Regions from separate parts of the Homo sapiens genome. Here region 2 is linked to region 1. The links are chromatin loops, found by intact Hi-C in ENCODE. Cell type or tissue: sigmoid colon. All regions are shown on one strand. Links, peaks and the distances in the headings refer to the core of each region. The heading gives the core; the rest is flanking DNA. Region 1 holds the start of LOC105376249 (a long non-coding RNA gene). Region 2 overlaps LOC102724929 (a long non-coding RNA gene).

Region 1 (11,196 bases), core at 1,536-9,535:
CTTGGCCGGGTGTGGTGGCTCACACCTGTAATCCCAGCACTTTGGGAGGCCAAGGTGGGCAGATCATGAGGTCAGGAGATTGAGACCAACCTGGCTAACATGGTGAAACTCCGTCTCTACTAAAAATACAAACAAACAAACAAAAATTAGCCAGGCATGGTGGCATGCGCCTGTAATCCCAGCTACTTGAGAGGCTGAGGCAGGAGAATTGCTTGAACCCGGGAGGCAGAGGTTGCAGTGAGCCGAGATCACGCCACTGCACTCCAGCCTGGGTGACAGAGCAAGACATCGTGTCAAAAAATCTAAATAAATAAATAAAAGTGTGCAGGCTTTGGATTCCAATAAACCTTTGTCCAAGTCCAAGTCCCACCCTTTCTCAGCAATTCACAGCCCAGATATCTGTATTTTTGCCAGTGCAGTCTTAAATTATAGTTTTCAATTATGTTTTTATAGAGGAAAGGGGCCAGGATGGCAAAATAAGTTATTTAAGTTTCCCAGCAGTATCCTTGGCTGTTAGGGAGATACAGAAAAACCATCCCAGAGTTGGACACTCTGTAGTTATTCAGTAAATGCTGGCTATTGTCTCTATTTGTATGTACCCCCATCTTGCAGATGAGAAAACAGATTCAGATAGCAAAAATGAATTGCTCAAGATCACTAACAAAAAGGCAGGGTTCAAATTTGGTAAAGAGTCACTGAAATGGCCGAGGCGTCTCTGAAGGTGAGACTGCTGGCAAATACATCAGAAGATTGTAGGTTGCTGTGAGAAGTCAAGGATTAATATAAGCTCAAGAGAAAACTCCTCCTACCTCTTATACCTTCCAGTCCATTTTTTTTTTTCCAGAGACAGAATTTCACTTTTTCATCCATCTGGAGTACAGTGGCACATCATCGCTCACTATAACCTCCAACTCCTGGGCTCAAGCCATTCTCCCACTTCAGCTTCCTAAGTCGCTGAAACTACAGGCTAAAGCCACCATACCTGAATACTTATTTTTTCTTTTTACTGATTTTTTTTTTGTAGAGATGGGGTCTCACTATATTGTCCAGGCTGGTCTCAAACTCCTGGCCTCAAGTGATCATTCTGCCTTGGTCTCCAGTCCCATTCTCATCTGTTATTATTTCTGAGTAGCCAATAGGTTGCCTGGATTATACATGTTTATTGGTTCTGGCTCTGTTAGCATTCTAAAGATTTCAGATTTTAGTTCTTGTTTCATTAGGAAATTTCCAAGGAGACCAAAAGAACATGGCCATTTTTAATACAGTTATCTCTTATTTACCATTTTTACTATAAAACTCCACCAAGTTCAGAATTATAGTTACGTAAACCACATGAGATTTTAGAGAGTTATGATGTAGTAATATAGTCATGCATCGCTTAACAATGAGGATAGTTTCTGAGAAATGCATTATTAGATGATTTTGTCATTGTGTAATCATCAAAGGTGTACTTACCCAAACCTACATGGTATAGACCACTACACACTTAGGCTATATGGTATAGTCTATTGCTGCCAGACGACAAACCTGTACAACAGGGTACTGTACTGAATACTGTAGGTAATTATAAATTATGGTAAGTATTTTTGTATTTAAACACACTTAAATATAGAAAAGATACATTAAAATACAGTATTATAATCTTGTGTGACCACCATTGTATATGTGTTCTGCTGTTGACTACAACATCATTATGTAACACATAACCGCAATTACAACAATAATAAAAATAATACTCAACCTTGACCTATCTATAGTGCTATATAGTTTGCAAAATGCCTTTAAATGTTATCTCATGCCATCCTTACAATCATACTGGGAAGTAGTTAAGACAAGTACTATCATCCCCAATTTACAGATGAGAAAATTGAGGCCCAGTAAAGTGAATTGATTGCCTAAAGTTATATATTTTGAGCAGTCTCATATCCACGATTTCTGCTTCTGCCTCCATATCCTTTGTGATAATCTGGTAAATTTCCAAGTATTTCTGTAGCCATTTTCTCAAATAACTCACAATGGACACTCAGTTTTTAGACTTTATGTCTGGAAGAACACAGGTAGTGTCTATGGTTACAATTTAACATGACATAATCAATGGTGAATAAGAACTTTCTCTATGCAAAACAAATTGTGTAATTTTACTGGAAGAAAAAGGAATGGTGAAAACATAGCTCTTGCCCAGAAGAACTTAACTATTTAGTAAAGGAGGTAGATATACTGATAGCAAATCACAAGTAAAAGCATGCTGAATTAAGAATCATAGCAAATACACATGCACACATCAGGATGAAGAGAGGGAAGAGAAATTACTTCTTATTAAGAGACTGGTGAAAGATTATAAAATAACAACACTGTTAGGCCTTGAAGAAAAATTATTGATAGAGAAAGAAGAGAGAGAACAGATTAAAAGAACCACCATCAGAAAATGTATGCATGCAAGTACCTAACATGCTTGCACATTGGCAAATATTGTAATTCCCATTTTATGTAACACATCAGCCAGCATAGGCACAGGAGCGTTTATCAGCTTCTCTAAAGTTTTAGATCCTGAAAGCACTAGATGTAACTTGCTTCTCAATCTGATGTTCTTCCCACAACTTTAACCAGGTCCTGAGAGGCCTAACGTGTCTTTTTATTCAGGGCTCAACCACTGAATTTCCAGATGCCTCTTCCACTCTTTCTCAAAGATTCACAGGGTGACAGTGGTTCACACATCTTTGCAGCCAGTATCCACTTCCCATTGTAAGCCATCTGTTCACATTAGTGAGGAAAAAGAATCTGTACCTTACCTCTGTTTGTTCCTACTTATCCCTATTACCAAGATCCCACAGAGCAAATGGCCTTGTTATGTGGTAGAAATAGGCAATAAAAATATGTTGCGTTTGGCATTCAGAGTACTTTAGAACCAAGAAACTCCAAGTAGCTTTTAAAATATTCATCATGTTTAACCATATTTAATCACCGAGTTAACCCATGGCTAAAGAACACTAGACGGGGAATAAAAAGAACTGGGTTCTGGCCACTATTCTGCAAGGTCACCCTTGCCAAGCTTTTCCTCTGTGAGCCTCAGGTGCTCATCACTTAAAAAAAAAAATCATGAACCAAAGCTCATGGGCTGTAAGATTCTGTGCTAATTGTCTAAATGAAGGAATCACAAGGGCATCAAATACAAAGATTTGGTTACACTTCAGATATCTTTGGCAGGCTTAGAATAAGCAACCAATCTTTTCAAAAGAAAAGTTGTTTTACTCGTTTGTCCCAGTGACTCTTGGGGGAAAATTGCTAAAGAATAGAGACAAAGAATTCTGTCTTTGAGGTATTCTGTCCTTATCAAAGTCAGTCCAAAAATTCATTTTTGTATCTGATCTATGTTTGGAGTCAGTTCTCTCTCTCTCTCCTACTTGCTCCTCTGCCTTTCTTCTTCCTCATCTATTATAAGGCAATTGTAGCATAGTGAGCAACTCTGAATATTAAAGACAGACAAGCACAGAGCCACAGGATTTCATATAGCATTTGTTACTTCCTTGCCATATGGGCTTGCCTGAATTACTTTGCTTCTTTCTGAGGCTTGGTTTTCTTATCAATTAAATGGGACTAATAATACTAATTTATAGAGTTGTTGTGTGGGTTAAGTAGGATGAAGTATTTAAAGAGCCAATATAATGCCTGGCAAAAAGAACCCAGTAAAAACTCCAATGAGAAAATCGGTTAGATATCCTTCCCTTTCTATTTTTAGAGGCAATCAGTAAAGTGACTGAAAGTGAAGTCAGACAGACCAGCCTTCAAATTATGCCTGCACAGCATCTACTTACCACCTCTAAACCTGAACTTCTTAAGCTAAAATGGAGATCACTCTTTCTAATGGGAATTTTTGGGAATGTAAAATAAGGTAACGACTCTGTAATACTTTGTGTCTGGCTATATACACAGTAAAGTTTAATTATTTTCATTGTCACTGATTATTCATTTATTACCTCATTTGCATTCTCCATTAACAGTAGTTCCAGCCTACAAAATATTTCCTGGGCACTTAATAGGTGCTAAGTTCTGTGCTGTGCACTGGGCACACAATGACATACATGTTCTATTAATTCACTTACCCAGTATAAGCTTATAGTCTAGAGGTAAAAAAATAGACATATAGATATTTCTGATACAATAGCCTAAGTAAGCACAAGAAACTATGGAATCCCTAAGAAAAATCTTTAACTTGACTAGAGGAGTATGTTCAGAGTTGATTTCTTCAAGGAGATGATCAGTGGGTTGAGTCAAGAAGGATTAACAGCTATGGCTTGGCCAAAGGAGGATAAGAAAATGTGTGTTCTAGAAGGGAGAAAACCAAAGAATAGTGATTCTAAAGCTTTGTGTTCCATTAGAATCACCTGAGGAGCTTTGAAAGCTCACGATGCCTGAGCTTCTTTCCCTACCAGTAAAGCAGAAGTCCTGGGGATGGGACTCAGACATCAGTGCTTTCAAAAGCTCCACAGGTAGTTTCAGTGTGCAGCCAAGTGGGGAGCCCCTGGCTTAAACCAGTGTGTGGATGGAAACTGTTCTGTCCTGGAATAAGCAGGGGCCAATGAGGAAGCACATGAGTAACAGGGCACAGTCTTTACACTTGACTTATGTGTGGTGATTAGACATTCGGGAGTTTAAAAGGAGAGAGCAGAGGGTCAATCATATTTGCATTTTGGAGGGATTGCTTGGGATGTAACTCAGTACTGAATTCCAGAGGAAGCAAAAATTTTAAAAAAAGTAATGTGATGTGCAATCTTCAGAAAGCATAGAATCAGTCAATCACGACTGGAAGAATGTGCTTTAGAAATTCCTTAGTGACATGTGGGGTTTATAAATATACTGATGCCTAGGGCTTTCCTCAGACATCAGAAAAAGTTTTAGGGATGTGGTATTTTGGTATTTGCATTTTCATGACGTTCACCTAAAGGGATTGAGAACACCTGCCAATGAACCTGAGTGACCATCTCATGAAGGATATTTAGTCACTGAGGTAACAAAAGTTCATGGCCTATGTGTGGGTCAGGCTGGGTTAGTAACAGGGTCAGTTTTTGGATAGAAGGTTACTAGAGCACTCAGCCGTCTCTAGTAACCTTTGATCTATCTACCTTTGATCTAGTAACCTTTGGCCCGTCTCTCCTTTGATCTATTTTTCTCCTTGCCCTTCAAAGTGCTAATGCCTACAATTCCACCTGTCTTTATTTCTATCAAAATCAGTACTCCCATTAAAAAAAAAAAAAACCTGAAATGTGCCACTGACCCTTGACTGAGACTGAAATCACAGTCTGAATCTGGAACAAACAGTGGAATGGAAGGGCTTATCTGCTCTGAAGAGAGCTATAAGTTTCAGCAAGTCCTGGGTATGCGGGGGAGACCTCTTTGACTAGGGTGGGGGTGTGATCACTTACTACATACATACATAAAAGCAGACCCCTATCAGCACCATCAGGCAGATCAAGGATGGATCAACTCATTAAACAGCAGCTAAAGCCCACACTGACATGGGCACATCTGACTCAATACTTCTTAGGGAAAATCTGGGAGAGGGATGCTCTATCTTGACCCTAGTGAAGAGACACAGACCAGGAGGAGACAGGCAGCCACCCCAAACCTCCTTCTCCTAGCTTCTTTAAGGAGCCAGACTTCTATAAGCAAGCGGCCAGTGCATTTGTATGACTCAACAGTGACACCCAGTGACTCTCTCTGTCAGTCCCAGGTGGCTGTTCCCGGAGGATCTTCTGAGGAATACATTTCAGCCTCCATTACCTAGTACTGAATCAGCAGAAGCAATCACATCAAATTCAGTCTTGAAAGAGACAAACATAATAAAAAATCCCAGTTTGTATTAACATAATCATCTAACTGTTGAAGCATATTCTTCTCCCCTGTTGGGCCATGTCTGATGTCAAACATAATACCACCATGTAGTACTGTAGCTTCTTGATGTTAGAATCACAAGGCAGTGATTATTTATAATGTAAGTAGGACCATAGAGACAGGCACGTAACAGGGCCACATCATTACATATTGAGCCAGCCGAATCTAGACATGGAGAGAGAGATTAACAATTTGTATTATAACCAGATAGAAGAGACCAGCATAACCCATGGGATTCTAAACTATGGCACACACACACACAAAAAGATAACCTGAGCACTTTTAGCCTAGAAAAAAAAAACTTCTTCATGGAATGGGGAGAAGAGTTGGGATGCTTTCTTTCGGATGTCGGATGGGCGGGTAGAAACAGAAGGGATTTTACTGGTTTTATTTGGTCCCAAAGAGCAGAAATAGAGTTGACGAGTGGAAAGTACAGGGAAACTGCTTTACGTTCAACATAAGGAAGCACTTTATAACAACTGGATCTACTGGGAAATGAAAGAAATTCAGAAAGCAGAGAATTGTATGTCATTTAAAACATAGTGCAGGCATGTCTTTTAATAATTCCAGTTTTTAAAAAAGGGAGAATGGATCAGGTAAATAATTCAGTAACTTTAATAAGTCAAATGACAGGGACGTGGGTGGTCAAGGGTGCAGGAAGATAATTGGGCATAGCATTTAGGGCTGATTGAAATCTTTCTCCACTTATCACTGTTTTTTAAATAATTAAAACGTGTTTCCTTCCTCATTCTCATTAGACCAGTAATCTTTGTTTATCCATTTACATAGTGGAAGATGCTTGCACCTTCCACCTACATTCACCTACCTGTCACATGAAAAACAGATACCCCCTACTTGCCTCTTCCAGTTTCCTTTTCCCTCATTGTTTCTATACCAAGAACAGCTTAGCTAGAATCAGGATCTGATCCTTAGCGCAGTCAACAACGGCTAGGGAAGAGATCATTACATTATACAAGTGTAGATAAGTGATGATTGTCCAATGCACTGAATGATCTATTGTCAAGAAGCTTAGAAGGAAAAAAAGTACATTATGGGAGGGAATGAGTGCACAGAAAGGCTGTGCTGTGGTTTGAATGTGTCCTTCCAAAAGTCATGTAGAAACCTCATCCCCATTGTGGTAGGATTAAGAGGTGAAGCCTTTAGAAGGTGATTAGATCATGAGGGTTGTGCTTTCATGAATGGAATTAGTGGCCTTACAAAAGATACTCGAGGCGGCTCTTTTATTCTTCTGTCACGTAAGGACACATAGAAAGCACCATCTATGAAGCACAAGCCCTCGCTAGACACCAAATCTGTTGGCACCTTGATCTTGGGCTTCTCAGCCTCCAGAATGTGAGCAATAAATATCTATTGTTAATACATTATGCAGTCTAAGATATTTGTTATAGAGGCCTGCATAGACTAAGATAGGCTAGGAGACTAAGATGTGCTATTTTCTCTTTAAATATTAACTTCCCTGAATCTCTGATTAATTTTAAATAATGTCAAATTTATCTCCCAGTTTAGCCATTCCTGTTATTCTCTGCTGTGCCTTACCCTAATCTGCTAATTGGAATGGATTACGGAAAGAAAAAAGTATAAAGAGAAAAATGAAACAACAGAAGGAAAGGTGCAAATCGAGAAACTGGAAGGTACAAGAGTTAGTTTGGGGTACTGACTTGGTTGTAGACTGGTCTCCAATGAGAAAAAGCATAAGTAAAAAATTATGAGGCTTCCAGTTCAAAATTGAGTTAGTATTTGGTATAAAATATACCTGGACTAGTGTTTGAGGTCCAAGCAGCTGGAGTCTCTGGTAAGTAACTAAGCAGGGTATCAAGGCTATAGCCAAGCAAGTTGGAGTTCAAGATTAGTCATCAGATAAGGCAGAGATATAATCGACCTAGAACTGAGGCATACACCCTGTCTAAACCCAAGTGTCCATTGAGATAGTTTCAACTACTGGAAATAGCCTGTGCTATATATATATATATATATATATATATGGATTTCAATTTAGGTCTTCATGGGTAATGTAAATTGAGGAAAGTCACTTCCCTTTCCTGAGCCTTAGTTTCCTCATTTGTAAAATGGGAAAATGGGATTATAGGTACTAACCTGATGATAGGATCCTACTGATTTAGGGATTAGAAAAGACATTATGTTTAAAGTGCCTAATACATTGCCTGGCACATTGATAATCGTTATCAATGTTATGAGGAACCTAGGTGGGAACTGGGAAGAAGTTGGGCAATGGAGCCCATGCCCACAACAATTCTGTGCGTTTGTAGAAATGTTGGATATCGAAATTTCCTGACATAGTCCCCATATGTTCAGTGCCCTGGTAAAGCTGATTTGACAAAAATTCTTGATATCAGCATTAGACAACATTGAGGAATGCAATGGCTTCTTTGTTGCACATATATTTTCCTTTCATATTCTCTTACTCTACCAATTTTTCTCTAGTCTTTGCTATAGCAACCAGCTGTACTCAGGTGTAGCCTAATAGCACCTGATCTCGGCTGCACTGCATATATCTTGCTTTTTCTCCCAGGGCTTATCTGGCACAATCACATGGATCTACCGTAAGAGCTTGATCAGCCATTCTGATGTCTGCACACACTGGGAACAGATAGGGTGTTAACATTTCCTGGAACAATGCTTTACCAATGGGCAGGAACTAGTAGGTAAGTATTCTCTTTTTTCCAATCTCAGAGATTTCTAAGGCACATTCCATACAGCTGTTGAAATATCACAAACAGGATTAAGCTCCAGTTTTTCTGTAGTTGTAATCAGCTCAGTAACCTTGGATTGGCTGCTTTTCTTCTTTCCCAATTTACACTTCACTAATCCTCCAAGCCTGTGGCTTGGAAATAAACCTTCCCTGGTTTATTTCTCAGGCCATCCATCATGTACCACAGGAGCAAATGACCCCAAATAAACTACCTCCACAAAGGCCCGTGTCTCAGGCTCTGCTTTTTAGGAAGAATTCAAACCAGAATTCTACAATGCTAGCATAGCACTAAGAGCTGCGTAAGACATCAGGGATAATTTAGTCAATTACCACATTTCATGGATGGGTATGCAGAAACAGAGAGAATTAGTGACTCCTTCAAAGTCACAAACATAGGCAACTTGTGCAAAGGGGAACCCAAAATGTGAAAGGGGAGCAATTGGGGGATGGGAGAAAGGGACTGAAGAGAAAAGAAAGACAAAGTTGCCTGGGTGATGGAAAGAAGAAAGAGCAAGCCATTAAAACATCTTAGCACAGTGGGGATGACATGTATTGAATTTACCCTGTCAGCAGAGCAGAGCGCAGCACCCACCCTGATAAATGCCAGGTCCCATTGCTGACACTTGATAAAGGTTCCATCTAACAGCAGAGCAGCACTGAGAATGGGGTGATGGTGGCACTTGCTGTTTTAATCTCCACTGCTTTCCAGTGTGTAACATGGAGTAGGTGCTCAATGAATGTCTGTGAAATAATGGGCAAATTAGTGAGGCAAAACTCCTTCAGCATCTCCATCATGAATGCCCACATACCTGGCCTTTCTGTGTGCAGTTAGGTATCTAGCTATATATGAGTGCACACTTTTTTTTCTTTTTTATTATTTTGTGCTGTACATTAAAAAAATAGTTTCAGGGGTTTGTATCACAGTGAGTGTAGCCGCCCTTGGGTTCCTTGAGTATAAGTGTGTGTGTGTGTATACACACACAGTGTATTATATATATAATACTCTGTATATATATATATACACAATACCTGTATACATGCATGTATGTGTGTGCATATATTTATAAATACACTCATACACAGAGTTATGCATCACTTAATGTCAGGGATACTTTCTGAATAATTTGTCAGGGGATTTTGATGTTGTGCAAACATTATAGAGTATGTATAACATAAGCCTACAGAGTGTGTATAACACAAGCCTACAGGGTATAGCCTACCACACTCCTAGGCTCTATGGTATAGCCTAGTGCTTCTAGGCCACAAACCTGTACAGCCTGTTATTGTGCTGAATATTGTAGGCAATTACAACACAATGGTAAGCATTTGTTTATCTAAACGTAGAAAAGGTACAGTAGAAATACAGATAAAAGTTAAAAAGTGGTATACCTGTATAGGGCACTTACCATGAATGGAGCTTGTAGGACTGGAATTTGCTCTGGGTGAGTCTGTGAGTGAGTGATGAGTGAATGTGAAATTGTAGAACATCGCTGCACACTGCTATAAACTTTATAAGCACTGCACACTTAGGATACACTAAACTTATAAAACACATTTCTTCAATAATAAATTAACCTTAGCCTACTGTAATATTTTTACTTCATAAACTTTTTATATTTTTACTTTTTGACTCTTCTGTGATAACATTTAGTTTGAAACACAAGCACACTGTACAGCTACATAATTTTTTCTTTATATCCTTCTATACCCTTTTCCCAATTTTTAATTTTTTTTTTTTTACATTTTAAACTTTTTTGTTAAAATCTAAGACACGGATTGGGTGTGGTGGCTCACACCTGTAATCCTAGCACTTTGGGAGGCGAAGGCATGTTGATCACCTGAGATCTGGTGATGGAGACAAGCCTGACCAACATGGAGAAATCGTGTCACTACTGAAATTACAAAAAAACAAAAAACAAAAAACAAAATTATCTGGGCATTGTGGTGCATGCCTGTAACCCCATCTACTCTGGAGACTGAGGTAGGAGAATCACTTGAACCTGGGAGGCGGAGGTTGCAATTAGCCGAGCTTGTGCCACTGCACTCCAGCCTGATTGACAGAGTGAGACTCCATCTTAAAAACAAAAAGAAAAACAAAAACAAAAAGAAAACAAACAAAAAAAGCCTAAGACATGGCCATACACATTAGTTTAGCCCTACACAGGGTCAGGATCATCAATGTCACTCTCTCCCACCTCCACATCTTGTCCCACTGGAAAGTCTTCAGGTGCAACAGCATGGATGGAGCTGTCATCCCCTGTATTTCCTATGATAAAAATGCCTTCTTCTGGAATACCTCCTAAAGGACCCGACTGAGGCTGTTTACAGTTAACTTTTTATATATATGTGTGTCTGTGTGTGTGTGTGTGTAGAAACAGTATAATCTAAAATAACAATAAAAATATAGTATAATAAGTACATAAACCAGTAACATAGTTGTTTATTGTCATTATCAAGTATTAAGTAGTGCACATAATTATATTTGCTATACTTTTATATGACTGACAACATAGTAGGTTTGTTTACTCTGGCATATCCACAAACACATGAGTAATACATTATGCTACAACATTAAA
Region 2 (11,196 bases), core at 2,241-10,240, 62 kb before region 1:
TTAAATTGGCCGGGCACCGCGGCTCATGCCTGTAATCCCAGCACTTTGGGAGGATGAGGCAGGTGGATCATGAGGTCAGGAGTTCAAGACCAGCCTGTCCAACATGGTAAAAACCCTGTCTCTACTAAAAAAAAAAAAAAAAAATACAAAAATACAAAAATTAGCCGGGCAGTGGTGGCTGGCACCTGTAATCCCAGGTACTCAGGAGGCTGAGGCAGGAGAATAGCTTGAAACCAGAAGGCAGAGGTTGCAGTGAGCCGAGATCATGCCACTGCACTCCAGCATGGGCGAAAGAGTGAAACTCTGTCAGAAAAAAAAAAAAAAAAGAAAGAAAGAAAGAAAAGAAAGAAAGAAAGGAAAGAGAAAGAAAGAAAGAAAGAAAGAAAGAAAGAAAGAAAGAAAGAAAGAAAGAAAGAAAGAAACTAGTTTAAATCGATTAGCTTCAGATTTTCCAAATTGTCGAGTTTCAGAGAACTTGTTAAAATCAGGGGACTATTAACTTACAACATATTCTTGCATCTCACAAAGCATCAAGTTATGCTAACTATGAACTAGAATATCATTAAAGTTTATTTTAACATTAATACTTTGTCTTCACCAGTTTCACATTCTATTAAGATAATAGTTCAACCAATATAAAGTTACCTATAGCCATAGTAAATTTAAGTGGAATATCAGCCTTTCTTACCTTTTTTTACCTAGTTAGTCTAGCTCATTGTTCAGATCTCAGTGTAATCAATACTTCCTCAGAGGAACATTTTTACTCTGTGTAGCCCTTTCAGGACACTTAAAATTAATTTGTATCATTATCTGATTAATAAATTTCTCCTAGTTGTAAGCTGAAAATGCCATGACAAAATAGAGTTTATTTTGGCCAAAAGTTGTATTTACCATGGCTAATATGATGGCTGTCCAGCATACAATTTGCTTAATAAATATTCATCAAATGCTTAAAGAATGAAGCATCTCCTAGAAATTTAAGGATACTTCCCTCTCAATGTCTAAGTTCTATCTTGGGCAGAATATGTTAATGACTTAAATCAAGGCTAGAAGACGTGTTTATCAATTTTTTTTTTTTTTTGTAATTAACACAAAGTTTGGAAAGTGGGTAGGGAATGATGAACGAGGGAGCAAAGCAAGTCTCCTCAGGCTGGGTCAATGGGCTGGATCCCTAAATGCAGCCTTTAATAAGGATAGATGGTTGGCCTGCAAAAACAAAACCCCATGGAAGAATTCCAGTATGAGGAAAACAAGGCGTTATGGCATAAGATATTTTCTTCTAAAACAAAACACACACACATACTGACACACACAGAGAAACAAACTGTCACTGATAGCTCAATATCCATCAAGAGTGAGCTATTACTAACACAAATGTATGTTAACTCAGACTATATTAAGAAGTAAAACATCAAGATTTGGGAACTTAGAATTACAGCATAATGCTTCAGAGTGTAGACTCTTGAGGTGGACTTTCAAGATTTGAATTTTGTATCTCCTGCTTCCTAGCTACACGACTTTGAGGTAATTACTTAATATTACTGGATCTAGGTTTCCTCATCTGTAAAATGAGAACCTACCTCAAAGTCGTTATGAAGATTCAAATAGTTAACAGAGTCAAGAAGCTAATCTCAGCTATTCTTATTAGTCATAATAGTAAGATTAGTACTATCACTGATGCAGGAATTCTGTTTTGAGTTTGCACAAGAGGACTCAGTTAAAGGGGGCATTAGAAGGCAGTATAGTATATTTGTCAGCTGTACATACTCTGGTGTTAAGGAGACTTGGATTGAAATCCCTTGCATGCTGCTTACTAGTGAACTTAGGTTGCTGAACCTACTTCTGCCCTTACTTCATTCTTTATTCGGGTTAACTGAAAGAAGTAAATGGGAGGCACCTGAGAATCGCTTAGTTCTGTGTCCATAATAAGTGCCGAAACCCAACAGCAAGTGAGAATCTCAAAGGGAAATGAGAAGATGATTGAAAAAAAGAAGCCAAGCAAGAAATCTAAGACAAGACAAAGAACAATGTCCCCAGTATTTTAAAACACTGGAGGGGCAAAGAGAAAAGTGGGCTACAACTTGAGGTCTCACCAAATAGGTATAAGCTACAGAGAGGCACATCTCAAGGTTAGTTCATTAAGAAAATAAAAATTAATAATTAACAATTTCAAGTAGTCATAGCTACCCCTAAACAGGATAGGAAGCCTTAGAAGATATTAAGTTTTTACTACAGAAATTGCTTATGATTACACTGCACAACAATGTGTAGGAGTTAAACTACATATTCGAAAGTTCCTCCCAACACTCTGTATCTATAGTTCTGAACATCCCATTAATAGTCATACGTTAATGTCCCTTTGTTCCTAAGTGCTCTGACTCAGTTGATCTTAACATGGAAAGAGAGACAGGTGAATAGGAAAGACCAGGGAAATTGATTTTCTTTCCTTAAAGCAAATTTCCATTTCACCACCTATTGCTCATAAACACCTGCATACATTTCTGAACATCCCAACACATGCCTGGGATGCTCTTACTCATTAGCGGGTTGGGATACTGACACGGATTCATTGCCACATTAGTACTGCATGTTGTGCTAACTCTATAGAGTATCTTCCATTCTGGAAGTCTGTGCAAATAACATCAAAATGCCACACTTCTAAGGTGACAGGGGGCAACGATGCTTAAAAATGTTAAATCTCTTTTTAATTTGAAAGGGAGATTTCCTTGATGTTGAGGTGAAAGCAGGAAAAAGCAAGGAAACAAAATGCAAATGTCAGGGCAGGATTTTCCCTTCACGCAGGGTAAAAGACAACATTTAAAGGAAGATTTAAAACATTTAAAGATTCAAAACATGTAAAATAAACGCGTGGAAGCTGGAAATACTCCTCATGGAAGCTGGTAATACTCCTCATAAGAGTTGATTGAATCATGATAAGTAAAATATAATAGCAATATCGGTTTTCTTCTTAAGGTACAACAGGCACTATGCTATGAACTTCACCTACATTGTCTCAAGTTTTCATCATGCAAGTGTCAGGATTTTCAATATTATTTTAAAGATGAGGAAACTGAAGTTTGGAGAAGGGAAGTTGCTGAAAATCACAAAGCCCAGATGGAGTCCAACCAGGATTCAATATCAGTTACCTTTCTTTCTTTCTTTTTCTTTCTTTTCTTTTCTTTTCTTTTCTTTTCTTTTCTTTTCTTTTCTTTTCTTTTCTTTCTTTCTTTCTTTTTCTTTCTTTCTTTCCTTCTTTCTTTTTTTCTTTCTTTCTTTTCTTTTTCTTTCTTTCTTCCTTCCTTTCTTTCTCACTCTTTTCCTTCCTTCCTTTCTTTCTCTCTCTTTTCCTTCCTTCCTTTCTTTCTCTTTTCCTTCCTTCCTTCCTTCTTTCCTTCCTTCCTTCCTCCTGCCCTCCCTTCCCTCCTTCCTTCCTTCCTTTCTTTCTCGGAGTCTTGCTCTGTCACCCAGGCTGGAGTGCAGTGGCACAATCTCGGCTCAACGCAGCCTCTGCCCCACCAAGTTTCCAGTGATTCTCCTGCCTCAGCCTCCCAAGTAGCTGGGATGACAGGCGCCCACCACCATGCCCAGCTAATTTTTTTTTCTTCTATTTTTAGTAGAGACAGGGTTTCGCCATGTTGGCCAGGCTGGTCTTGAACTCCTGACCTCAGGTGATCCACCCATCTTGGCCTCCCAAAGTGCTGGAATTACAGGTGTGAACCATCTTGCCTGGCCTCCCCCTCAAAATTCTATAATATTCTTATTTTAAATGACTTTCTCCCCTTCATATCCCCCCTTGTCTAAAGAACCATGCAAGTGTACATACCACCATCATAGCATTTAGGTCTCCTGTGACTTACAGTTAGTTGGAACACAAACTCCTTTAATAATGAATGCCTCAACCAAATGATGGTCATTTTTATGTTCTTCAGGCCTAGGTCGGGCGCAGTGGCTCACGCCTGTAATCTCAGGACTTTGGGAGGCTGAGATGGGTAGATCACCTGAGGTCGGGAGTTTGAGAACAGCCTGACGAAACATCCATCTCTACTAAAAATACAAAAAAATTAGCTAGGCTTGGTGGCACACACCTGTAGTCCCAGCTGCCTGGGAGGCTGAGGCAGGAAAATCACTTGAACCCCCGGGAGCAGAGGTTGCAGTGAGGCGAGATCATGCCACTGCACTCCAGCCTGGGCGACAGAGTGACTCCTTCTCAAAGATCAAATAAAATAATTAAAAATATATATATTATTCAGGCCTAGTCCTTAGAAATAATACTTGTCCATAGACTAGCACATAGAAATAATATCATTAATATTTATAATATATGAATAACTGCTAATGTTTATCAAGAGGTTAGCATATGTCAGATTCTATTCTAAGCACTTTTCACGCACTAATTCATTTAACAGTATAAGAAACCAATGCAGTAGGTATAATTATATCCATTATGCAGAACATTTAAGTACCTTAGATACTCAATTACGTGAACATTTCTTTTCTTATCCTTGCAAACTGCTATAATTTTACTCTAAAGTTTTGCTCACCTCTTGCCTTCTGTCTCTTCCAAACCATCATTTACAAGGCTTCCAGAATTATCTCATAAAAGCCAAGGTTACATCAGGCCATTCCCCTGATGGTCCCATTTTCTGCAAGAAAGAGTCCAAGCTCCTTAGTCTGTCCATTCAGCGCTTCTTAATCTGACCTCAGCCTGTCTTGCATGTGTGTTTCCACCCTCCTTCATTTGCCCTGTGCCCTAAATCACCTCTGGAGAGCTCAGATCTCTAAGCTAAGTTTAATGATGTTCTTCATCTCATAACATCCTTTCCTGAACTTGTGTGCTGAAACAAAGCAAATATTCCACTGAAGCCTGATTATACATAGGCCAACTGAACATCATGTCCTACCTGGAATGCTGAAATAGTCTTCGGCCTGATTTTTCTACTTCTACACTTGACCCTGCCCTCCCAGAAAGGTCCTCAACTGTAGCCTAAGAGAACATTTTTTGAAAAGTAAGTCAAACACAATTTACCTATGTAACAAGCCTACACATGTTCCTCTAGACCCTAAAATAAGAGTAGAGGAACAAAAAAATTCAAATCATGTCACTGCCCAGCTCAGATCTATGACTGGCTTCTCATATAATCGGAATAATATCCATACTCCTTACTTTGCCCTCTAAGACCCTACGTGGTTTGCCTCATGCCTTCCCTTTCGCCTCCTCTTCTCTGTGCTTCTTGTTCATTCTTGTCAACTATGTGGTTATTCCTGTTATTTTGAGACCACGAGCTCACTCATTGCTCATCCATTGTTGCTTCAACAGTCTTCTACTTATTCTCCAACCTGGACTTTTGGTTAGATCTCTCCTTGACGTTATTCACATCCATGCTCAAATATTATGCTTTCAAGATAGGACTTCTCTGGTCTCCGTATTTTGAATGTTCCCTGTTCTTCCATATATTCACTAATTCCATACTGGTTTATCTTTCTTCATAACATTTCTGCCACTTGAAATCATAGTGTATACTAATTTGTATATTTCTTTCTAGACTGCCTTCACACTCATAAGTTCTAAGCTTTATTAGATTTAAGGATTTGGCCTATTTTATTCTTTGTGTTTTCTTAGCAAATGATACTGGGTGCATCCTAAGTGCACCAGCATGGCACATGTATACATATGTAACTAACCTGCACAATGTGCACATGTACCCTAAAACTTAAAGTATAATAAAAACAAACAAACAAACAAACAAACAACAAAAAAAAAGAATTGTTGAATGAATGCTGGTCCATGGAATTTTTCCCTTTACTCTAAGACAAATTATGTGTTCTTTATCACTTTGCTTCTCCTCAATGGATAGTGTTGGCTAATTCATACCCCTCAGTTCATGACAAATGTTTATGATCCATCCTTACAAAGATATGTTTCTATATTATTTATTTTATTCCCATGTGCCCCCATTTCCCTCTCCACATCACAGGGTTTAATGAGTACCCTTTTGTATTAGTCTGTTCTCACACTGCTAATAAAGACATACCTGAGACTGGGTAATTTTTAAAGGAAAGAGGTTTAATTGACTCACAGTTCCACATGGCTGGGGAGGCCTCACAATCATGGTGGAAGGGGAATGAGGAGTAAAGTCACATCTTACATGGTGGCAGGCAAGAGAGCTTGTGTGGGGTAACTCCCCTTTATAAAACCATCAGCTCTTGTGAGACTTATTCACTATCACAAGAACAACATGGGAAAGACCCATCCCCATGATTCAATTACCTCCCACTGGGTCCTTCCCATGACACATGGGAATTATGGGAGCTAAAATTCAAGATAAATTTTGGGTGGGGACACAGCTAAACCATATCAGCTTTTGTTTATATGAATTTTTGTATGTATGTTATTATTTTGTAGTTAACATATTTTTAATATGTATAAATGAAAACAGTATGATTCTCATTCTATTTGTCCTGTTTTCTGGACCCATCCATGTTACTATGTGCACATCTAGTATGTAGTGTCTCCTGACCTTCTGGTTCTCCATTGGACAGCTGACATATCTTAACCTGCCTCATTCTCCAAGGAGGTGCTCCCACACTCCTTGCAACAAATCCTACAATGAACACCTTTTACTCATCCCTTTGTGTAGGTCCATGAAAATTCTTTCTTTCTTTTTTTTTTTTTTTTTTTTTTTTTGAGACAGAGTCTCACTCTGTCACCCAGGCTGGAGTGCAGTGGCACAATCTCAGCTCACTGCAACCTCTACCTCTTGGGTTCAAGCAATTCTCCAGCCTCATCCTCCCAAGTAGCTGGGAATACAGGCACATGCCACTGTGTCCAGCTAATTTTTGTATTTTTAGTAGAGACCGGGTTTCACCATGTTGGCCAGGCTGGTCTCGAATTCCTGACCTCAGGGAAGATTTGTGGAATGGGACTATTTCTACACTTAATCTGACTAGGCATAGTTGCAATGCTCTCCAGAATGCCTATACATCTATTCTACAACCAGTGGTGCATGGTGGCTTCCTATCCTCATATCTCTGACAACATTTTCCATGATTGAGCTTTCTAATTACTTTTTCAATGCACTTTCCACATTATGGCACATTATGGTGCACAGTACTTCATGTTATCTGGTCACCATCTCTGTCATTGCTGTATGCTGTGCCTCCTAAGGGTGGGGTTACACTGTTATTTTTGTATTCCAAATACAAAAAGTCTAGTCCAGTGCCTGTCACAAAATGTGGACTTAATAGAATGCGTTAAATGAAAGAGTAAGCTATATTTCTTCACTTTAGCTCAGCCCCATCTAGAACATGTATTCACTTTAAAACTGCTATATGCCAAATGTTGTTTTAGATGATACAGATGCATTTTTTTCTAAATCTTTGAGTAAGTTTCTATTCTCTTCTACATATGAGGAAACTGAGGCTAAGCCTCAGTTTTAACATCACAGCTGAGGTGGTTCAAGCACGGGGTTTGAATGCAGATCTGAGTGACTAGAAAGCCAAAGCCATCCCCCTCATTTTTCTGTTTATGTTGATGGATTCTCATGGTAATAAGATAAATGAATCAAGTAGAATTTGTTTTTATATTTTTATATAAGTACTCTCTCTCTCCCCTACAAGTAAGATGAGATTTTCTCTGTGCCATAAACCACAACTCCTGAACTCTATGAAATAACAATATCCCACATTCAGGACGTGTTTAAAGTCACCACCACTCGCAATAATCCTTGGCATTTAGGAACACATTTTTTTTTTTTTCTGGAGAGTTTCTTCTTTAGGGATATCAACACAACTAGCTGTTAATCTGGACATAAAATCCTTGCTTATCTATAGAACCCTAAGCTAGAGGATTTTTTAAATGTCTGGTTGAAGTATATCAAATCCATGTATATATGTTAATTTCTTACTTTGTGCTGGACACTGCTAAATTCTGACAAATGATGATGAATAGGGCAAACATAGTCTGTTACTTCAGAACTCACCAAAGGATATGAGCATGCAGAAAAGGTAGAGACAAAACTAACAGAGAAGAAGTGATAGGGCAAAATGTGAAAACATTACAGGGACACTTAACCCAGCCCTGGAGCAAGGGAGACTTTTGGAAGTAAATGATGGAGATTAATAGGAGAGGAGACAAAGGTGGAAGAAGACAAAGGTGGAGGAAGAAGAAAAAGTGTATTCTAAGAAAAGAGAATGGAGTGTGCAAAAGTCCAGAGGGGAAAAAAAGCCTTGTGTATGCAAGGAAGTAAAAGAAGTTGAACAAGGCTGGAGCGCAGATTGTAAAGCGAAGGGGAAACTCTTACAGTTAAGACTGGACAGCTCAGCAGGGTCCAGGTCACACTGGCTGATTATAAAGTGATTTTAATCTATGTCTGAGGACAGTGGAGACCTATTCGATGGTTAGCAAAGCAAGAAAATGACATGTTCAGATTCGTGTTTTGGAAGATTCTCTTGGCCACAGAAAAAAATAAGATTAAAAGTGGGAATGGGGATAGGAGTTGATACTAGAGGTAAGAGGACCACTTAAATGTTTATTGCAGTGATGCAGGGGAGTGATAATGATGTGGACAAGAACAGATGGGATAGAACTAACTGAGTAACATAGTAAGATAAACCTAGGGACTGATTGGATAAAGGTGGGGAGAGTTAAGGACCATGCCTAGTGCTCAATATTAATCCCCTCACACGCCATAGAATGTAGATTCTATGTTCGTGGTCTCTGTGATGAGCTTTCTGAAAGGCACTTCAGCTAACTCCTAAAAGTACAAAGCACAGCACATTTCTAGGACAGGAAAGGTAATCAAATTAATTTTTTTGTGCTCAGCTTTCATTTTAACTTCTTATTGAACCTGAGTCCGTGATGTTTGAACTTCTAAGAGTTTGCTTCTGGTTCCTGTTTCCTTCCAACTCAAATCAATAGAGCAAATGGTGAGTGAAGGCAATCAACCTTTAGTCAGGATGGTTTAGCAAGACAGTTATTGCAGAGAGTTTCTGTTTTCCTGATCTTGGATCTTTTCTTTGTGGGACCTTCACTAGTACCACCTCATGACCTCTTTCTCTGACTCATTCTCCCAACAGAAGTTGGAATGAATTATTCGATTGGTGAATTCGAAAGGAGAAATAGAGTATGTATGTGTTAATTGCTAACATTTTCAACATCTCCAAAATACCACATTGACTTCTCTAGATGAGGTAGTTCAGATGAGTTCACAACTCTCTGGAAAAGGGTCCTTTTCAAAGCTTATTTTTATATAGTCAATTGTACCGTTATTCTTTTCCTATTGTCTTCTATTTACATTTTCTTTTAAATTTCTCTTTCTCTCTCTTTTTATTTTTGCTCTCTCACCTTTTTGTCTCACTCATGTCTCCTTTAACTGGATTCTTATTCCTTTGTTTCAACATTAAAAATACCAATTTTAGTGATTATTTTAAAACCATTTTGTGTTTTTAATACACACACTCTCTGACCCTCTCCCGACCCCCTCCCATTCTCTCAGAAGAGATCTGAAAGATGGCATATCTATTAATTAACAAGTCTCGCTTTGTCATTCTAACTTACTTCAGAATCAGTGTTAATTTATAAATAACTATCTAGTTTTGTAAAAATGACTAACTGGGAAATATCCAAACATTCAAGATCTTCCTTCCCAAGCCAATTATACATCTTTTATAGTAATTTTCATTACGTCCATATTTAAACCTGCTAACCCTGCCCTGAAGCCAAATCAGCCTGTGGAGAATCTAAGATGTCCTAGAATGTTTCCTGGAATGTCTTTCTATTTTTGTGTTCTTGTGCATCTGTCATTACTAACAAGAAGAAGCTCAAAACACACGGTTTCCAAGAAGCTGCCCTTGATATACTTACATATTTATATACTGTGTTGCTCCAAACATTTTTATTCTATACAAAAACCTCACTAAACATTTTCTACTTCTTCTAAAATTCTCCCCATATCCACAGTTTTAAAATCAATCACTCTATCTATCTATCTATCTATCTATCTATCTATCTATCTATCTATCTACCTACCTATCCAATTTATCTATCAATTGAGAGTAGAACAAATTATTTCCTTTTTAGAAGACTTACATCAGGCTCAGGAATCATTAAGCTTACAGTCTGGGTCAGGGATGATGTAGGAATGATTGTCTCTCCCCACAGTTCAGGGAAGTATACATGTACTTGCTCTAATAAAGCCTATATTGGTTTTATAACCAATCATATTAGGTTCTTGGCTTTGATTGCTCTGGGTTTGATGTTCACTAACTCAAGAGCAGAATTCAGTAACCATTTATCACATTTCTCTTTGGTCTTATTGTTAGACATGATGCAGAATTATAATAAAATATAATAAAAATACTTTTACATTTGCATCTGGTTAAACTATAACCATTCTACTTCTGTTCCATTAATGATTTCAACTCCCATTAGTGTCTATACTTTCACAGGTACCATGTCCTTTATTTATTTTACATCTTCCAACACAATTCATTTGGCATTCCGTACTCAGTAAGTGATCAATACGTGCTTGTTAACTGAGTTAGTGAGAAATTGAGTCCTTGGCATCTGCCCTTGCAAAGGAGAAACATTTCCCACCCAGAAAGTGTGAGGAAAAGAAATCTAGAGAGAGAGAGACTATTTGGAACCTTGGCAACTCACATGTTGTCATATTGCTTCAGAGTCCTGCGCCCTGTGTTTAGGGAGTAAGGAAAAAGGATGATCCAACCTCTGATCAAGGACAAATGACGGCAAGGAATCCTCAGAGCAGCAAACAGGAAAGTTGATGCTAGACAGAAGTTCAATCTCCCAGGGAATCTCAGGCATTGGAAGCTATCCTCGTTGTCTGGGCTCTCTAGAGCCACTGACATGGGAAATTCAAATGTTAGAAGACACAAGTTCAGAGCAACATTTGTCATAGGTGGCTATTTCTGCCACAATTACCCGTGGCTCCCAGACTCATCATTTGTAATTAAAGTAGGGGTGTTTGACATTTTCCATCATTGCAATTTCTGCTACCCTATGACCAAATGACATGGCACCCCTTGAGCCTTGATGACGGGCTGAGAAAGAAAGATCCCTTGGTTTTAGACCACTCAGCCTGCGTGGCCTACAAGTAACCATTTGTCATTATCTTCCACCATTTCATTACCTGCACTGCACTGCCACCTCCATGCTTCTGCTCATGGTTTTTCTTCTGT

The links. Peaks named below come from ENCODE experiments on the same cell type or tissue, not always from the same donor. Only the 100,000 strongest peaks of a DNase experiment are listed, where the experiment ranks them.
Region 2: it touches region 1 in a loop (2.6-fold over the local background); 3 of 110 quality-filtered maps call a loop at or near these places.

Annotation. Positions count from the first base shown.
Region 1 is chr9:118,590,432-118,601,627 of GRCh38, reverse strand. LOC105376249 (a long non-coding RNA gene) reads left to right here and starts at 4,456. Exons shown (of 3, transcript XR_930297.2): 1 at 4,456-4,487; 2 at 7,412-7,541; 3 at 8,441-8,633. In sigmoid colon, for the core only: a CTCF peak has its summit at 5,745; a DNase peak (open chromatin) is centred at 5,687.
Region 2 is chr9:118,653,268-118,664,463 of GRCh38, reverse strand. All of the region lies in intron 3 of LOC102724929 (a long non-coding RNA gene), which reads left to right. Among named protein-coding and RNA genes, the nearest start is that of LINC02578, 21 kb to the left of the region's middle. In sigmoid colon, for the core only: no CTCF peak of the experiment used is centred there; no DNase peak of the experiment used is centred there.